Linked DNA regions of Mus musculus: regions 2 and 3 are each linked to region 1. Evidence: chromatin loops called from intact Hi-C (ENCODE). Cell type or tissue: left cerebral cortex. All regions are shown on one strand.

What was found. Hi-C counts contacts between places; a loop is a spot of excess contacts. Peaks named below come from ENCODE experiments on the same cell type or tissue, not always from the same donor. Only the 100,000 strongest peaks of a DNase experiment are listed, where the experiment ranks them.
Region 2: it touches region 1 in a loop (9-fold over the local background); 2 of 42 quality-filtered maps call a loop at or near these places.
Region 3: it touches region 1 in a loop (7-fold over the local background); 2 of 42 quality-filtered maps call a loop at or near these places.

The regions. Positions count from the first base shown.
Region 1 is chr16:7,925,949-7,930,948 of GRCm38, reverse strand. No RefSeq gene overlaps it. Among named protein-coding and RNA genes, the nearest start is that of Gm29854, 160 kb to the right of the region's middle. In left cerebral cortex, no CTCF peak of the experiment used is centred here; DNase peaks (open chromatin) are centred at 1,656, 2,354 and 2,740.
Region 2 is chr16:6,501,369-6,506,368 of GRCm38, reverse strand. It overlaps a transcript of Rbfox1 not described here. Among named protein-coding and RNA genes, the nearest start is that of Gm36824, 400 kb to the right of the region's middle. In left cerebral cortex, CTCF peaks have their summits at 2,609 (motif pointing left) and 3,933; DNase peaks (open chromatin) are centred at 2,586 and 3,938.
Region 3 is chr16:8,006,473-8,011,472 of GRCm38, reverse strand. No RefSeq gene overlaps it. Among named protein-coding and RNA genes, the nearest start is that of Gm29854, 240 kb to the right of the region's middle. In left cerebral cortex, no CTCF peak of the experiment used is centred here; a DNase peak (open chromatin) is centred at 2,316; H3K27ac peaks cover 2,703 bases.

The DNA.
Region 1 (5,000 bases):
AGGTTTGATGCTAATTTCTGGACTTCTCAAATGCATACACATGCACATGGCTCTGCGCTCCCCATCATGTGCACACACACACAAAAGCATGTACATCCAATGTACGAACACATACATTTTAAATCAGTGTGTCTGTTTCCCAAGGAAAAAGCACATATGTATATGAATGCCACATATTGTGAAACATTCTAGAGTCTTAGACTTGTAGGTGTCTGTGGATCTTCCTACATAGTTTGCAAAGGGCTCACACCTCATGTAAAACTATTAAGAGTTGAAGAGTCAGTCATAACTGTTCAAATAACATTCAATGACCTGAATGTCTGTTCGCTATTTTCATTCAAAATGGCAGACTGGATTGCACTAAGCGCTTAAGTGAGTTAGCACATTTATGAAAGACCCCCTCCCCCCCCATTTGAATGTCCTGGTTAAAGAGAAAGACAAAGCCGGGCAGTGGTGACGCACACCTTTAATCTCAGCACTTGGGAGGCAGAGGCAGGCAGATTTCTGAGTTCGAGGCCAGCCTGGTCTACAGAGTGAGTTCCAGGACAGCCAGGACTCCAGGACTACACAGAGAAACCCTGTCTCAAAAAACCAAAAAAAAAAAAAAAAAAAAAAAAAGAAAGAAAGAAAGACAATGCACATGTTAAAGAACTAAGTTACAACAAGCTATATTATGAAGAAATGTGGGAACATTGGCTTGTGACATTTTTATAGTGTCTTCTAGGTCCTAATCAGCTCTAGGGAGTTGCTGTTCAAAGCTCTCAGCAGGTCTGTTTGGGGCGTATTGTTTCTATGTGTCTAATGATACTGCCCATTCTTACAGTGTATGAGTTTTACAGTTTGATCGCTTCTGAGATGAATTTACCTTCATCTCCACAATCCACTATGTTTGGAGCAGACTATTTGCCTGCTCACTGGCTGACAGGTTTCTCTCCCTTTGCCTTGATATCTCTTCTGTTAGGCAAACCATTTGAGAAGGAGCCCTCAGGTCCCTGTGACGGGATCATCCATGTGGAAAGCTGTAAAAATAAGGCTTCGATCTCGCACAGAGGATCTCAGATGTCTGGGTTGAGTAACAATCACCGCTGCATACCTACCACGACAGGTACCCTCTATTACCTGCACAGGTTCAGAGTCAGTACTTGGTAGGGAACATACTATATTGTATTAAGTCAATGAGACGAAAGAACGAATCAGATTGAAGGAGAAACTGCTCACGGTTCTGAAGGCCTCAGTCCGAGGTCCCTAGTTTCTGGGTCTGTAGAAATGTGGAAAGTTCATGGTGCAGAGAATGGAGGGCTGAGAAACTGCTCACCTCATGGAAGCCAGTTATCCTAGAGAGGACGAGACAGGGATGAATACACATCCTTCAAGGACCCATGACCTTGAACTAGATCCCACCTTCTAACAGCCGACATGGTCTTAAAGTCATTAGCCCACAGGAGCTAATTGACTCTCAGCAGCACAGAAATACCAACAGGGAATATCCAGGAATCCGTGTGTTTGACAAATAGTGCCACATAATTCCAGCATAGATGGTGAGAAGCTCCCAAGCTTGCATTCATCAGTCATGGTGGAACTGTGGATTGCTTTATCTCGACAGATGGCCAAGAGAACCATCCCCAGAGTCGTTCCACACAAGTAGTTCTGTGCAGAATCTGTCTGGGAAATTTACCACCCAGGAGGTGCCGTGCATTCTGGTGTAGACATGGATTTAGGGGATGGGTAAATATGGTAAAAGAAGCTGCCACAGCCACAAAATTGTACTGATAGTTTGAGCTTAGCACTTCAGCTTTTTGTGAATCTACTTTCTGACATATAAATGTGTATGTATTTTGGGGGGTGCGAGTGGTTTAGGAACTCAGCTAGAGAGGGGGAGAGAGAGACAGAGACAGAGATCTGTGTCTTATAAATAACACTCAATTTGTGGTTAATATCCCTTTAGCCAGGCTATGGCAATGCTTGCCTTTAATCCCAGCCCTTGGGAGGCAAAGGCAAGCAGGTCTCTGTTCGTGGGCAGCCTGGCCAAGGCTGCACATAGAAACCCTGTCTTGAAAAACCAAAACCAACAAATAAATAAATAAATAAATAAATAAATAAATAAATAAATAAATAAATAAATAAAAGCAAGCCCTAAGTTGCTGCAGGGCCTTAGTAAAACCAGCTCTGAACAGGGACGTCTTGTTGCTTCCCTCCCCTCCCCCTCTGCTTTCTGCTTCTCCCTCCTGGCTTTCTGTTTCTCTTTAAGTGGTAAAGCTGGTTTCAGATGAGCAGTTCTCTTCCTTATATTTTAAATACTGTAGGAAGTCAGGTTTTTGACAGCTCTCATCTGCACAATTGTAATGCCAAGGAAAGGAATGGGGGCGGCGGGCGCAGACACACTCTGCCTGCACGGAGGTGTGCAAAGTGGCTGATCAGCTAGATATTTTTAAAGTTTCATAGGTGTGAGGCAGCCTGCGTTAATGAGAGTTTTAGGGGATTTCTCAAATCTAAAGTGAAGGGTGCCAAGAGTGGAGCATGACCTTGGGGCTTTCCTGTACATGTTAACTATTATTACAAAGGACTCTTTGGAAACCCTTGAAGGAAACTTCAGCAAGAGGAGACGGGGAGGGACAGGTGAGACAGCCCACGCTTGGACTGCAGAGCTAATGATGGCTGCTATAAATAGATGTGTTCGAAGGACTAGGGCAGAATACCATGGGTAGTCTGTTAAGAGCGAGACTCGGAGCCTCTGGAGCAAGAAATGCGGGGCTAGGATCCACACTGCAGTGTTTTATTTGGAAGAAAAATGAAAGACAACTTTGCCTCTGGTCACCAAAGCATAAGACTGATGGGGTTCCCAGCCGAGGCTGGCTTTTTCAGGAAATTTGTCTTGGGTTAGGATGGTTTAGGGGTCAAGCTCATAAGGAGTGGATGGGCTTGGGAAAGGTAAAGCAGGCAGTGAACCCCTTATACGCGGACCCACCCACTTGGCAGTCTGCCCAAGCCGCTTTGCTCTCCCTTCAAAGGCACGTGGTTCCCTTTTGCGGGTGGTGCAGCTGATAACCTCTAAGAGGCTGAAGACATTCCCAAGCTCGTGCAGATGCAGCTAACACCAGGATTTGGGCTACAGACTCCCATCTAGTGTTCTGGGTGGGGTGGCCGGTGGTGGTGGTGGTGGGTGGTGAATACTGCTGATAGTGGTTGTATTTGTTAATTTTCATATTGACATGTTAAAAAGAAACTAACAAGAAACAGCACAAGGGAGGAGGAGTTTACTTTGGTTTACAATTCTGGGAAATACAGTCTCTCATATTGAGAAAGCCGGGGAAGCAAAGACTGGAGCAGCTGCTCACACTACACACACACACACACACACACACACACACACACACACACAACCCGTTCATAGTCAGAAAGCATGGAGAGAGAAATGCTGGTTCTCAGCTTAGTTTTTCCGCCTTTTCATTAAGTCCCAGAACCTCAGCCCATGTAAGGTGTTTCTTCTCAAATAAATTTTGCCTGTTCTAGAAACCCCCGAAAGCCTTCTTTTCCATGTAATTTTAGATGCTGTCAGATTGACAATTAATATTAACCATCACAGTGGCTATTATGAAGAGAATAATGTCCTTAGAATGAAGAGTATTAAAAGGCCAACTGCAGTCTTCAGTTGAGTACAGAGAATCCAAATACAAACAGGCCTGTTGTGCATTGTAATAAAAAATCTAGGCATCAGGTGCGGGACAGGGCTCACTGGGTTTGTGTTACAGACTTTGTTTCTTTAGTCATAGAGTCCGGCTGGAGGAAAGCAAGTGGCCATGGCAGAGTTCAAGTTCACTGGGAGAGTCTAATTTCATGTGCAGAAACTGAGGCAGGAAATGAGATATAAGTGAGCCTGGAATTATGTCTCATGGTGACTGTCACTTACAGAAGCCAACACTTGGAGACAGTAATCAGATCTTAACAGTGTGCCTTATTCAGTGTTGACAATCAGGAAAGACAACAGACTAATCATCTTGGGAACTCTGCCTTGATTCTCATGCCAAGAAAGCACATTTTATAGATATTAGTGAGGTGGAGACAAAAGCAGTCTGCCTTTTGGGTTTAGCCTTGTCTTCTAAGTCTGGCTCTCTCTTGCTTCCCTCCCTTGCACGGTTCTCTTGCTCTGTTGGTGTCTTGGCCCAGGTACACCGTAAAACATTCTGTTTGCTTCATTTCTGCCACTGTCAACTATGGACTTCTCCAGGGGAATCTGGGCTGGGAGGGGTTAGCTCACAGCAAACCAACCATGAACAGTGTGTGCTCACTAAGCTGTTGATAAAAAGGTGCGTGCAGATCCCACTTTTATTATACAAAGCACAACTGTGTCTTAATATGGCTGCCTGGCCTGGTGCTGTGGGTCGGTGGGAGAGAGTGCCTGACAGAAGTTGTAACTGCATTATGAGGAGATGCAGCTGGCTCAGGAACTGGCATTTTTCTGGAGTGAAGACCTGTGGGGCTTAAAGGATTTTATGCCTTTCTGGGCCCTGGTTTAATCACCTTCTCATCCTCTCAGTACTTAACACCGTGCACTCCCTCTGTTTCTGTCTCATGGTTGATTCTCCTCACTACTATGTATGTGGATGACCTGGAGGCTAACAATCTATGTTTAAAGACTCCTTCAACAGCATAGAGTCAACCTTGTGTGAGCCCATACATATTCCTACAGAGTTTTGTCTTCTGCAGACATCCTAAAAATTCTTCCTTAAGTACTTTGCAGGGGACTATGGCAAAAGACACAACCAATTCTCTTCCTGACAAAGCCACCTAGGACACAGCCCAATGTGGTGACTCTCTGACTTGAAATATCTTTAAAGTTGCAAACTCAATCTTAAAAAAGACACGTGCATTATGTATTCTGCTCTATTATATATTCAAGTTGGCTTTAGTGTGAAATAATGCTGCCCTCTCAAAATCAAAAGATGCTTCCTCCCATAATTCATATACCTCTTGGTATACTGTGTACCCTAGTTTAAAAGTCC
Region 2 (5,000 bases), 1.4 Mb after region 1:
TTATTAAATATTTTTCTTTATTTACATTTCAAATGTTATCCCCTTTCCCAGTTTCCCCTCCGAAAATCCCTCCCCCTCCCCATTCCCCTTGCTCCCCAACCCACTCACTCCCATTCCTGGTCCTGGCATTCTCCTATACTGGGGCATAGAGCCTTCACCAGACCTAGGGCCTCTCCTCCCATTGATGAGTGACTAGGCCATCCTCTGCTACAAATATAGCTAGAGCCACAAGTTCCACCTTGTATTTTCTTTGATTGGTGGTATAATTCCAAGGAACTCCTAGGGTACTGGTTAGTTCATATCGTTGTTCCTTCTATGGGGCTTCAGTCCCCTTCAGCTCCCTGCGTATTTCTCTGGCTCCTTCACTGGGGACCTTGTGCTCCGTCCAATGGATGACTGTGAGCATCCACTTCTGTATTTGCCAGGCAATGGCACAGCCTCACAGCAGACAGCTGAAGTAATGACCATCCAGAGACTGCTCCACTTGGCGATCTACCCCATAAACAACCACCAAACCCAGACACTACGCCGATGCCAACAAGAGCCTGCTGACAGGAGCCTGACATTTCAAAATCCCAACCAAGTTAACTAGAGCTTGCTTTCTCACTCTCTCACTTTCTTGCTATCACTCTCTCTGCCTTGTGGATCAGATGTAAGCTCTTAGCTGGTGCTCCAGTGCCGTGTCTGCCCTTTTGCTTACATTCTACTCACCATGATGATCATGGACTCTACTGCCCTGTAAAACTGTGAGCCTCAAATCAAACGTTTTATTTTATACATTACCTTGCTAAAGCAGTAGAAAGTAGCCAAGCCAACAGCTGGCCTGGAAGTCACTTTGTAGCCCAAGTTGGCCTTGCACTTCCATCTCTCTGTGTGAATTATCCAGGTGTTCCGGTTAGGAGCCTTGTGTCCTTATGTCTGCCTTAAAATAGTGACTCTTGAATAGTGAGACAACATACATACATTGGTCTCTTATGTTTCAGTATGTTTGACATGTTCTGGTATGAACAAGGATGGCTTTTATTTCATGAGAAAATATCTGGGATTCATTTACTGTAAGAGTGATTTAAAAAATTAAAAAGAAAGAAGAAAAAGAAAGAAAGTTCATGCCTTTAGTTCACTTACTCAAAATACTCTTTGGACTTTCTTTCATCCCTTCCATCCTTGTCCATGACTTCCCAGTAGAACTCGGGCTCTGATCCAACCCATACGTGGCACCAACCAGCAGTGTTTGGGTTTTGTGTCTGGTTTACATCTCCTGGTCTATAATGCCCTGATTTATCCATGGTACTTCAGATGATAGGACACTCTTTCATGTGTTCAAGTTTCTGTATGCATTGTCATGTTTGTGCATTCCTGTGGAGGTCAAAGGGCAACCTCAGGTGTCATCCCCAGGGCCATCTTTGAGCAGTGGCTGTCACTAGCCTAGAGTTCATCTTGTAGAATATATTGCCTGGCCAGTGAGACTCAGAGATCCCTGGAGTTACAAGTGTACACTACCACACTCAGCATGGTTGGGCGTGAGTTTAGTATGGTTGGGTGTAGCCTCAGCATGGTTGGGTGTAGCCTTCAGCATGGTTGGGTGTGACCTCAGCATGGTTGGGTGTGGCCTCAGCATGGTTGGGTGTGACCTCAGCATGGTTGGGTGTGGCCTCAGCATGGTTGGGTGTGGCCTCAGCATGGTTGGGTGTGACCTCAGCATGGTTGGGTGTGGCCTCAGCATTGATGGGGATTAAGCTCAGGTAGGTCCTTGTGCTTTCAAAGCAAGTTCTTTACAGACTGAGCCACTCCCAGTCTCCTAAATACACACTGTTTCCGACATTCACAGTTCTTCTTGGTCCAAGTGGTATTGATACTACCCTTTTGCATTCATTAATTGGAGACTACACCCAAAACATCAACACTGATCTAACGTGTGCTTAGTACATGCAGACAGCCTCGCATCTCCCCTGCATTCAGCTTCCCCTCTCAAAAGACAAAGTGAACAGCTCCAGGAGAGGTGGTCTTTTAGAAAGGCTTCTGCTTCCACAAGAGGCTTCTGCGGCCTCCATGATGCAATTATTGTGCTGTACGTCTCATGGTAATTCATTTCAGGGGGTTTGGCTATCATGTACTACTTAAGCTGGTCTTCCATTTCTTTCTCTGGGGCCCTCAATCAACTTCTAGGACCCAATAGAGAAGCCCGCCTCCAGCCTCCACAATAGCCCTTTATCTCATCCACAGAGTCAGCAGGCTTGCTTTTCAAGGACAGAGGCCATTGCAGCCCCAGAAGTAATTGATAGCTCCATGCTTCCTTCCACTGCAGCAATTTCGAAGATGGCATAGGGCTGATGATGTTTGCAGGACTAAAGTTCAGGGGGTTGGCCCAGGCCAGCAATTGATTGCCTTTTGATATTCCTTCTCCTCTGATACTTAAGCTGGGAGGAGAGAGGGGAAACCATCTGCCCTCAGTGGCTGCTTAGGCAAATTAAAATAAATAAATAAATAAATAAATAAATAAATAAACGATCTGTGAAGCCATACCTGTTTTCCTTTTAGCTAATTAAAACAGTGTCTGCAGCCAGGCAATGATTTCTTGGTTGCACACTGCCACCTACTGGCTGATTGAGCCAAGACACCAGCAGCTCACCTGCTCTATGCTAAAGATAATTAGCAAGCACATGCCCAGGTGTGTTTAGATTCAGAACCTAAAGTAAAGCTATGAAAACATTAAAACATAAGGCCATAAGGAAATTCAACTACTTCTTCACTGCACAAATTAAAAATCAGACATTTAAAGGGCCCACCACAGACTTGTAAATAATAATGACCAGCATCATCTCACATATATGTCTCCCCCTCCCTTTCCCTCTTCCTCTCCCTCTCCCCCTCCCCTCCCCCTCCCCTCCCTCTCCCCGCTCTCTGTACGTGTGTATATGTGAGTATAAGTAAATGTAAAATATCTCTAATACTACCTAACGTACATTAATTTGAGCTCCACAACATGAATTAGCTTCAAAGTAACTCACATGACACAATATGTAAAATCTTTTCCATAAGTGACACAATATAAGTATGTACATATGCATACGTGTGTGTGTGTGTGTGTGTGTGTGTGTGTGTGTGTGTGTGTGTGTGTGTGTGTGTGTGTGTGTGTGAATGGTCTGGTCTTGTGCTATCCCAGTTTACAACAGGTTATAGCTATATATCCCCTCAGCACCTTAGAATAGTTTTCTAATGACAGATTTCTGCATAACTGCAACTTAATTATCATGCTTTAAATGAACTTAATAGAAGGTTTATCCTGGTGCTCAGCATCATCACGTCACAAAGGACACTTAAAGCCTTCACAGTATTAATCCCAGCACTGTCTTTAGCTCAGCCTCTTTTGTTTCTTTTACTTTACAAAAGCATTTTCTTGGTAGCTTTTTAAAAACTCCAGGTCTGTGTGATCTTGTGTGTGTGTGTACACATGCATGTACATATGTGCACATGCACAAGGAGGCCAGAGGTCCTTGCTAGCTGTCTCTTTGTCTCTTTTCTCTAGCTTTTCAACTCACGTCTTTTAGCCAGTGTCTCTCACTTGGCCTGTCCTCCCTGAGTTGCTTAGGAGAGCTTGCCACAAAGCCCAGATTCTCTCACAACTGTTTCCCAGGGCTCAGCTTCATTCTCACATTGCTGCTCAGGATGGGACACAGACTCTCATGCTTGCAATCTGGCGTCTCAAGACAACGGGACACACTCATGGGTAGAGGTCAGGAATTCTGCCATGCATGTGTTCCCACTGGCAAGCTTAGAGATTGAAACACAGACATGAAAAATATTTCCAGTTTAATTGACATCGAATTCCCGACTTTCCCTTTCTTAGAAATGAAGCACCCTTTTCAATCATTTTGGCCTGAGGTCTAAACAGAGAGCAGTGGAGCCCTGCTCAGAAATGGCACCTCTTGTGGCCATCTTTCAGAACTGCACCCGGGAACTTAGCTCAGAACAAAAGTGTGCTAAGCTGGTCTGTCCATAGCTATAGGCGGCAGACACTCAGTGCTCTTAACTCGCCTCACAGCCACGAGGACAGAATTACAGAGAGATAATCTATGTGATTAACATAATCACGTGAACACCAAACATTTCATTTACTCGACAAAGGTGTGTTGGTGGCAAATTGGCTTTACTTCCTGAATATGGAGAGGGGAGAGAAAGGACAGGTCTTGCTCCTACACAGTGTTTGTTTCTTTTTCTGTTTGTGTTTGTTTGTTTGCATATTTAACCAAGAAAATAAGTGAAATTTGTCATTTTAATTGGTTTTCCTACTGAACATCTTCTGGAGATGGAAGACAAGCACACATGTGCACCCCCTTCTCTGTAAAACTTGCCAATGATACACTTCATCTGCTCACTACTTCTGTGATGGCTGCCTGCATCTCTGCATCTTCCGGAAGGCAGTCAAGGCAACCAGTGAGGAACTTTAACCAAGGTTGGGTTAAAGCAGAGGTTTTCTGACTCTGAAATTACTACAAAGATTTGAAATTTTCTGTAAGTTATAATAAAAGTCCCTAAGTTCCAACCAACCTAAATCGCCATCTGAATGTATATTGCAGTGTATGTGTGGGGGCTGATTGAATTCTGTCCTCACCATAAAAGTCGAGAATATTCAGACAGTTCATTCAGAAATATACAAATATTTCAATAATTATATAAATGTAGTTTTAATAGGAAGACACTTACTGAACAGTGTGTCCAGCTCACTTGCTGGTCTTTTCTACCTTTCATGGAGAAACATAACAATTTAGATTATAATGATAGGAGTTTTCATCAGATAGTGGCCGTCATGGCCTATTTCCTGGTAACTCTAACTTGCACACTGGAAAAGCAGAACGCAAATCTAAAACCCAACATGTATAGTTACTGTAAATGAGAACCTACCACCTCATCCATGAAGAGGTCAAAGAAGATGAAGAGACGAAGGGGAAGAGTTGCCATAGTTACAGTCTCATCAGTCCCTGAGGACACGGGAAATTCCA
Region 3 (5,000 bases), 81 kb before region 1:
GGGAGAGAATAATCTCTGGGAAGTAGAGGGAGAGAGGGATCTGGGATGGAGAGAGGAAGGGGAGGGAAAAGGGGGGGGGCAGTTCAGATATGGGAGGAGATGGAGGATAAGTACAGAGAGTCTGGAATTTGAAAGTAAGTATGTATCAGTGGGAGGCCACTGGAGGAACTGGGGATGGCCACTGGAAACTCCCAGATGCCAAGGACCCAAGAGGTTTCTAGGACCCAACAGGGAGGACTTCAGCCAAAACACCCAGCAAAGGAGAGACAGAACCTGTAGAGACCATATCTAGTGGATAAGTATGGCCCCTAGTTGAGGGATGGGGCCACCCACCCATCTCAAAATATTAATCCAGAATTCCTCCTGTCAAAATAAAGTGCAGGGACAAAGAGAGGAGCAGAAACTGAAGGAAAGGCCATCCATAGACTAACCCCACCTATGGATCCATCCCATCTGCTGACATCAAACCCAGACACTATTGCTGATACCAAGAAGTGCTTATTGATAGGAGCCCCTTATTGATAGCTGTCCCCCGAGAGGCTCTGCCAGAGCTGGACCAATACAGATGCAGATGTTCACAGCCAAACATTGGACTGAGCACAGGGACCTCAATGGAGAAGTTAAGGCAAGAACTGTAGGAGTGGAAAGGGTTTGCAACCTCATAGGAAGAATAACAATATCAACCAACCAGACCCCCCAAAGCTCCCAGGGACTAAACCACCAACCAAAGGGTACACAGGTGGTACCCATGGCTCCAGCTGGTTATGTAGTAGAGGATTGCCTTATCTGGCATCACTGGAAGGGAGCCCCTTGGTTCTGTGGAGGCTTGATGACTCAAGGTAGGGGAACACTAGGCTGCTGAGGCAGGAGTGGTTGGGTGGGTGGGCAAACATTCTCATAGAGGCAGTGGGGATAGGAGGCTTGTGGAGGGGCACCTGGGAAGGGGGATAACATTTGAAATGTAAATAAATAAAATAACCAATAAAAATCATGAATTTGTGAGGAACATCTCTTATTATGTTCTTGGATATTGCTATTTTAAAAAAAATTATTTTTTTACACTCCATATTTTATCCCCCCTCCTCCTCCACCCTCCAACTGTTTCACATCCCATAGCTCCTCCCCAAGCCCCTGTCTCCAGTGGATGTCCTCACCCCTCACCCCACCTGACCTCTAAACTCCCTGGAGCTTCCAGTCTCATGAGGGTTGGGTGCATTTTCTCTTATGAACACAGACCTGGCATTTCTCTACTATATGTGTGTTAGGGTCCTCATATCAGCTGGTGTACACTGCCTGTTTGGTGGTCCAGTGTTCGAAAGATCTTGGTGGTCCACATTAATTAAGACTGCTGGTTCTCCTACACGGTCGCATTTCTCCTCAGACTCTTTCAGCCTTCCCTACTTCAACAACAGGGGTCAGCTGCAGGAGGGACCTTAGATACAATGCCTGATGGTAGGCAGAGGGAGCTTGTAGAGCCCATCTCCAGCAGGAAGACAGGGCATAAAATGAGTAAGAGGGGGGCCATCCCACAGTCACAACTCTGACCCATAAGTATTCCTGTCTGAAAGAATTACAGGGATGGAAATGGAGAGGAGCCTGAAGAAAAGAAGGTCCAGTAACAGGTCCAAAGTGGGATCCAGCTCAAGGAGAGATCCCAAGGCCTGACACTAAAACTGAGGCCATGGAGTGCTCACAAAAAGGGACCTAGCTTGATTACCCTCTGAAAGACTCAAGAAGCAGCTGAAAGAGTCAGATGCAGATATATGCATCCAACAAATGGATATTGTTCTTAATAAATATTAAATAAAATACCCAGGAAAAAATAAGTAAAGCCATGTCTGTCTTGTGCAACTTGCTCTGTATTCTGTGTGCTTGGAACCCCTTCTGTTAGAAAGCAAGCGGTAAGTAATTGTTCAAATAATGAGCTCTAGAATGGACAGTTAGGATGAATTGTTTCACAGTAGGCAGTGTTATGCTAAACTCTCATTTGTTTATTTTGAAGCAGGGTCTATGTAGCTCAGTCTGGCCTTTGAAGATCTTCCTGCATTCATCTACCTAGTGCTGGGATTATAGGTATGCAGCATCACACTGGACATGGAATGCTTTACACATGCAATCTCCTATATACCAGCACCATTATATAGATTTTGTGGTGAAGAGATTGTTATGTAGGAGGTGAAGTAGCATGAGGAAGTTATGTATCTAAGCAGAAGCAAGATTTGAATGTTTTGATAGGTCTCCAAGTCTGGACTCTTAACCATTATTTGTGACACCCCCTCTTCAACGATGACAGGGAACCACCCACAGGCTTTGGGCTTGCATAACGGGAGTATTGCATAACCCTCTTGTAAGCAGTGTGAGCTGCCCAAACAGGTTTCCGAAAAAAGAAATCCTTTTCACTCTCCATAGCTTTTCTGGACTTGGCATTCTTTAATCTTCACATGAGACTTGCTCTCTGATGAAAACACTGGACACAGCAAGGATAAGCAATTTGCTCAGGGTCTCTCATTCAGCCACTGATGTGGAAACACAGAGCCTGCTGATGTTTGAACAATCAGAAGAACAATCACATGGGGTCAACTCAGCCACCTCCTCCTCCTCCGGTTGTGGACTGGTCTTTGGAGATAGCTAAGGAAGGGCCTGAAGCTGTGGATAAAGCTCTGGGCCTGGAGTCAAGAAGTCTGTGCTCTAGAGTAGGCATGTTCTGAGAACCTGAATATGTGGCTTCTATTTGCTGAGCTCCTACTTTTGCATGTGAACAACATGACATGACAGGTTGCAAGCTTTCTACAAACCTCAATGGGACAGCGCCTTTCAAATTTACCATTAGATATCCTAGCAACTCTTTTCTGTCTTACCTTTATATTCTATGTATCTACAGGTTGTGGCATTCAACACTTATGGAATAAATGGGTCGATGTGAATGAGTGAGCCAGTCAGCATTTCCTGGTCCCTGCCCTTTGCTTAGTGAACATCAGTGACCTTGTAGCATGCTGAACACTTTAACTGAAGTAAATGCACCGGGACTTGGGAGCTCTGAGAAGGCACAGGTCCCCTTGTCTTTAGGCTGGATAGGAATATAGAGAGAGTCCTTTTCAAACACGGTGATTTCTACCTACTGACACCTAAGGATGGGTAGAAGCAAACAGGGAAAAATGCAGAGTAATCTACTTTGTGGAGAAAAAGTTAGAAAGTTTGCTTGCTTGTTCTAGAGAGGAAGTAAGGATAATTCAGCGTAGCTAAGTTTAAACTTCGGGAAGGCAGAAGAAAGCAGAGGTCAGAGTGGAAATGAAGACTGGGGTGCTGGAAAGACAAGGAACATAGCAATGCTAAAGGGCTGGAGCTTTCTGGGTTCTCTGTGTGAAGTTCTTTGGGAGAGGCAGTGTGGAAACAGGAAGGCTTATCTGGATGCTCTTGGTGTGGTCTAGAGAAACATACTGTGGTATAATCAGTAGGAAGAAGGGGCAATGGAAACCGAGTACAAGAGGCAGGGTAGGAACCTCTTGGGCTCACTTGCTCACGCCGAGGGGCAGTGTGATGGTTAACTCTGGTTGAAAGCTTCAGTGGCTTGTGATGTGCTTAGGATACCAGTAAATTCCACAGCTCTGTGTGTGGTGATGATACTCCCATAGACAGTCAGGTCCTGAAGGTTCTGGCCTAACCACTGGATGTGCTGTGACTTTTGCTAGGGAGAGATGAACACCTAGAGTAACAGTGACAGAAGAAAAATATTTCTGTATAAGTGTAGCTTGGCAGATCAGTGTCTTTACTGGAGCTACCTGCAGAGGTACAGGTAACTCAAGGACACTCACTAGGTTTCGGTTAGATTCACCCCTATTGCCCCATTTTGTCTTCATCCACCATGTCCAAGCTCCCCTTTCCCAAACAGGTCTCTCTGCTATTACCCCCATCTCTCTAACCCATTGACTAAGTCAAATTTCCTTGTGTGAGCATGGATGTGGGATTATTTCCTGGAGCAGGGATAATTTAAGAGTAGTTACATCCCACATTACTGAATAAAAATGACTCATCTTAGTCATTAAGGGCAAATAACTTCACCAAGGGACAGGGGCTTATGGTGCCTTCTACCTAGGAAGGCATGCTGATGGGCCCCATATTGTTCAGGTCATCAAAGTTTCTGTCAGGTCTTGAGTGTAGTAGGTAGGCAAGTCCAGTCCAACAGACAGCTTTCCACATCATTGCCTCTCACTCTTTTCCACCCACAGTCTTTCTATCTCTCTCCTGTGATGTTCCCGTGGCTTTGGAGTAGGGGACACAGCTGTCCCATTTAGTACACAACAGAGACTTTTTCTCAGAACATTCTCTCTTGAGGCAGAAATCAAACAATAACCCCCCCCCCCCAACACATTCCTGCCACCTTAATGCTCCGAGCAAATGCAGGGCCCAACAACCATGGGTCACGTCCTCTAAAGCTGGAAGTCAAAACAAACTCTCTCTCCTTTATGTTGCTTCTTGTATGTGTTTGCCACAGTAAAACAAAGTAACTAATGCAGGAAGATAGAAGATACGTGAGCCAGGGAACATGGCCCGATTCCCAGCTCTTGGTAGGCAGTCATCCTGTCTTCAACAGTGGGGAAAAGAGCACCTGGAGGAGGTGAGTGGCTTCTGACTACCCTGAGGCTCATCTTCCTCCCAGTGTATGTGGCAACATGGTTTCCACCTGCTGTCAACAGAGCCTTATCTGTGCTGTCATCTCAGGCTCCAGTGTCTCACTTGTCTGCATAGTACTCAAAACGCAGCTCAGCACATTAGTGACACCTATCAGCCTGACAAACCAGCCTGGCAATCTCACCTTTTCCTTTCTTTCCTGAGACAAAGAATTAAATATCCTTTCTGTCGTTTAAGAGGAAGTCTTTCTGTATCCTGTTTTGTAGCTGAGGAAACCAAGACCTAAATTGTTTATAGATGTTGCTCAGGGTACTAGAGTTAAAACACAGCAGGAAAATGGGGAGATAGATGTTACCTTTGGTACAGGCATG